2 separate regions of the Homo sapiens genome follow, and region 2 is linked to region 1. A link is an interaction called in ENCODE POLR2A ChIA-PET data of the cell type or tissue named here. Cell type or tissue: PC-9. All regions are shown on one strand.

Region 1 (2,500 bases):
AAACAGAATATGCAGGAAGGACAAGGGCAAGTTGTCCTTGAGAGAATGGGATAGAGAAGAGATTTCCTCCAGACACCTCCAGGGTAGGGATGTAGAACCCTCTTTCTAGCTGCCTAATGTTCATTCTGTCTTTAGTGCATCCTTGAGGAAAGGAAGAAGACAGAGTTTTCCATCTGCCAGATGTCTCCCTTATCCCAAGTTTTATTCATATATCAATTTATTTCCATTATCACAGGAGGTCTCCCAAGCCTCACTTCAACAGACTGGCTTCCCAAGATGGTGGATTGGTTGATACCCTTTGGACCCATCCCCAAAGACAGGCAATACTGATTTTGTTTTTTGGCTAAAATGAAGTATTGGCCTGCTAAGACACAAACTCTTTGTGTAGATATTTTTTTAAAAAAATATTGTAAAATATTCATAATATATATTTACCATTTTAACTATTTTTAGTGTGTAGTTCTGTGGCATTAAATACATTCACACTGCTCTGCAACCATTACCACCATCCATCTCCAGACCTTCATCATCTTCTTCCACTGAAACTCTGTACCCATTAAATAACCCTTTCCCCCTACCCTTAGGCCCTGGAAACTACAATTCTACTTTGTCTCTATCACTTTTACTACTCCAGTTACCTCATATAAGTAAAATAATACAATATTCGTGCTTTTGTGACTGGCTTATTTCATTTAGCATAGTGTCTTCAAGGTTCATCCATGTTGTAGAGTTTGTCGGAATTTCCTTTCTTTTTAAGGCTGAATGATTGTGTTGACTTAAAGATGTTGCAGTCTCAGTTGATGGCCTCATAGTTTGAGCCTTGCTATAAAACTTTATGCTTAACAAAGCTTTGAAAAACAACTGATTTCATTAGTACATAAGTAGCTGAAAGTGTTGCTGAGTATTTATTATAGCTGGCGAAAAAAACATATAGATGTTTTTAATAAAAATTATCTTCACAGAATGGTATCTTAAGTTGGAAACTACATGTTGGCATCCTTGCAAAGAGATAATATTATTTGATTAACACTTGTGATAGTAGAATCACTCATACTCTATGATTTCTGGCATCTGAGTGACGAGGCACATAAATAGGCCTCACAGGGAAGTCTACAGATAATTTCATACCCCAAGGTTACTCACTGAAATAACTAGATCAAAAACCAAGCAACTGAATTCTCATCAAATTCCTCCCATCCTCTCTTACCAATCATCTTGCTAAAAAGTTTTTAAACTCACATCATAAAATATCATATTTATGTATCGATTAATTTATTCAGTGTACATATTTATTTGCTAGAATTCTACAATAAATTTAGCTGTAACCAATAAGGAAATATGAGGTATAAAAGAAAGCGTAGCATTTGTTCAGGAGAAATGAGGCTCTTCTGGCCATGTAAACCTAAAAAAGGATTATACTTCAATCTTATGTTGTAACTTTGGATGCTATGATACATGTTCAGTTATTCTGGAAGACTTTATAATGTTTGCTTAGAATCTGGACTTGTTGATAGTATTCTACAGTGTTATCAAGAGATGGAATAAGCACAGTAAGCCACTTGTAACTTTTTAAAATTTATAAGTATTAATTTTTAAGCTGTGTCTTCAACTTTTGAGGTAGCATTCCTCTCCAAGTGACTACACTTCCTCAGTGTCTTTGAACCATTATAGCATAGGATGAGAAAGAAACTAAAGGGGGAATGGAACATTTTTTGATCACAGGAGAAAGATGATCTGGAAATCATAACAATGGATGAAGATGCCAGAAAGAAGAGCTTGTAGGATGAGGTGGAAAACAAAATACTGGCTCCTGAAGGCTCTGTTAAAAGTTGACTTTTTGTAAGAATTTTGTATATCATGCCTGTCATAAACATTCAGCTTCATTGTGCAATGAAGACAGATGACAAGAATTTGCTGCTCCAAAAACAACAAAAAAGAGCAACTTCTCTGTGTCCTTGGAATCTGGTTTCTTCAGTTCCAAACATGCAGTGAAAACTTGTGCCTGTAAGAGCTGGGGGCAGTTGCTTATGTAACTAATTAAACATCTACGTAAATATGAGAATGGGAGAAGCCTTCTCTATTCTCATCAGCTGTTCTAACGTGAAGAGGCATGCAGACTTGAGAGACAGGCACAGTTTAGTTGTCTTACACTGACGCTCTTACATAAGCTTCAAGGTCATGAAGTTTTCACCATTTTGTTTCCAAATAGTAGGAGGAAAAAACAAGTTTTACAAGTCCCTTATCAGGGAGGGAAAGGGCTTGGGAAGGTTTAAGTTAGCAGAAAACTTTTGTAGATCAGACAAGGATTGGAGATGTGAGGAAGAGATTAAACACAGAGGAACTGGTGGAGAAATATTCTGAGGAAAGAAGATTATAACAGTAGATGGGGAATTGACAATAGCCAGGAAGAGTGGCAGACCTTTCTTTTGGAGACAGAAGATAAGTAAAAAGCCAAAGAGAAGACAGAGATGACTTTTGACATTGAGAAAAAAAAAAGCCA
Region 2 (2,500 bases), 86 kb before region 1:
ACCTTAGCTAGTTGAAAGCTGGAATGAACTTCTTAGTAGAAGGATCACAGACTAAGGACATTAACCTCCATGAAGCTGAAGAAACTTTAACCCGAATAAATATCTTAGTTTTACTTATTCCTTTTTGGCAATTTAAAAAGAGCAAATGGTTCTAACAAAAATGCAGCTCTTCTGAAAACCTCTGTTGGTTTAGGAGAGGGGGAGACAGAGGGTTTAGACTAAGTCACCAGACCCAAACCTGAATCTAAAGGGGTTTGTGCACTGCTTTAAGGAGGAAACGGTATTTTACTATTGCACGTGGCAATATTTAGTATAATATTTCACTCTTCTCTTAGATGGCTGCCAAGAGTAACAATTAAAGTTTGCTTTTTCACAGATGAATTATTCTGAATGGGCTGGGCTCCCAGTGGGATTGTTTTGTAATTTTGTTGATGGCGAGTCCCGTATTTCATCTAAACAGGATCATAATAAGATGACTTAAGAAAAAAAAAAAGTTATTCTCTACTCTAAACGTTACCATCCCCTCCCTAGAGTCCCACAGATAAATGTGATTAAGGCAGAGGCTAGCAGGAGAAGCAACATGCTTTGGGGAAGTGGAGAATGCAGGGTACTAGGACTGCAGAAAGATGCTATGACTTTTTATGAAATAACATCTGAAAGAACAATAAAGAGCTAATGGTTAGAAAAGGTTCCTACAACAAGAGCTCAACAAGGGCTTGTATTTAAATGAGGTCAGCCGGCTTTTGCAGGTCTTGCTTAGCAGGAATCCATAGTCACGTATTTCTCCTTAGACTGGGAAAACGGAAGTTGCCTGCCTACAGAAGTGTGTGGTCCTGGGTGCCCTTCTTTGTCCCACCCAACTCAGCCCTAACACTGAGTAAAATATATGTATGAAATGAATCTGAAAACTCCTGTTCTTCCTTGGGCTTACTTTTGTTTTCCCAGTGTTGAGTAATTTATTAATAACTTGTTGGAAAAGTAGTTTAAAAAAAAATAGGAGAACAATTTCACAAATTGCTCAATAGGTACCTGCCAGTAATAGGGACATCAGCGTCACCCATCAGAATTTCTTTCTCATCACGTAAAGCAGAAGCCACTTAGAGTAGCAAACAACTCAGTTTTGGAGTTCAGACATCACTAGACTTGATAGTCTTTGTTATCACTGATAACTTCAGTAAAGCCAACACCCCAATGAATAGTCTCTACCAAAACCCTACCAAATCCATTTTATCCAACCTCCTTACATTTCTTCAGACATACCCCCATGTCCTACATCCTAGGCAGACAGCAGGGCTGGATGATGTGTGAGCTAGACTTGTGTGCAGCCCTCCTGAAGGCAGACTTGATCCATTCTTACCCACATGTGTTATGGACTGGAACAGGGAAGGGTTTCTCGTCCTGAAGCAGCTACTGGCTTGGACAGATTCTCATTCAGGCCAGGAAGTTGGCCTTGAACAACTAAAGAATGTGGCTTTCTGATGACTCATCTCTGTTTCTCTGAGAGTGGGGTTACCCTGGAGGTGCTCACTGATGAGCTAGGGACAGAGAACTTTCTTCTCCTTTTTCTGTGCCCTCCTTATAAAAGCACTCTGTAAATGACCCTGTAATGAGATGACCTCACAGAGAGGGAAGACACATGTAAACATTCTTATGTTAATGGCACCTTAATTTTCAACAATTTTAATCAAACTAAGATTATTCTATCCTGCTGTTTCTTAAATAATAATAACAATCTCATAGTATAATTAAAATATCTTTTCTGGTAGATTAGTTTTTCACAATAAACATAATCTGATGAATACATACCTATGGAAACTGACTAAACATTGTTTGGCCTTGTTCATCTTGTGAATAATCCTAGCTAAGTTTCAGACAACAGCTTTTGACTTTAAACCTCCTCCAGAGATAGTTTTTTTAATTAAATGGTATAAATATCATGTACCTATCAGAGAATCTACTTTAGATTGCCCATGAGAATAGGGAATTATTTGCCTTAGACCAGATGAACAGATGTGATATTCTGCTACCAGAGAACTGAAATCCAAATTCCAGTATTTTGCTTCTGACCAATATTTGCAATGCCAGAAGGTGACTTTGGCATTCAGCTGTTTGGGGTTTTGTTAGTATTATTTCTTTCCTCCCCTTGATCCCTTCCCTTTCTGCTTAGGAAAAGTCTTTTCTGTTTTGTTTTGTTTTCTATTCTTTTTAATTCTCCCTTGTGTTCCCTAAAGCATATGAATTAGCCATAAAAGTGAAGGCTTTTGCCATTCCAGCTGGTTTTCCTTCCTGGAATTTAATGGATGTTATCTCTTCATTTATTTATTTACCAATATTTCCTGAGCACTTTCAGCATGCCAACCCAACACATGTTGAAGTGAGCGCAGAAAGTGGGAGGGGAAGAAACGTCAGGGACACCATGGCGTTGACTAATCTGACCTGCCCTGGTGTAACTTACATACAGAAACAGAAATTTACACTCCATCTCTTTTTTTCTTTAGTC

What was found. ChIA-PET counts read pairs that join two places held together with the same protein. Peaks named below come from ENCODE experiments on the same cell type or tissue, not always from the same donor. Only the 100,000 strongest peaks of a DNase experiment are listed, where the experiment ranks them.
Region 2: POLR2A ChIA-PET joins it to region 1 with 5 read pairs; 2 of 35 experiments call an interaction of 5 or more read pairs at or near these places.

Annotation. Positions count from the first base shown.
Region 1 is chr9:76,221,934-76,224,433 of GRCh38, forward strand. The region is part of intron 20 of PCSK5 (proprotein convertase subtilisin/kexin type 5); the gene reads left to right. Among named protein-coding and RNA genes, the nearest start is that of RFK, 170 kb to the right of the region's middle. In PC-9, no CTCF peak of the experiment used is centred here; no DNase peak of the experiment used is centred here.
Region 2 is chr9:76,135,746-76,138,245 of GRCh38, forward strand. The region is part of intron 10 of PCSK5 (proprotein convertase subtilisin/kexin type 5); the gene reads left to right. Among named protein-coding and RNA genes, the nearest start is that of PCSK5, 250 kb to the left of the region's middle. In PC-9, no CTCF peak of the experiment used is centred here; a DNase peak (open chromatin) is centred at 1,456.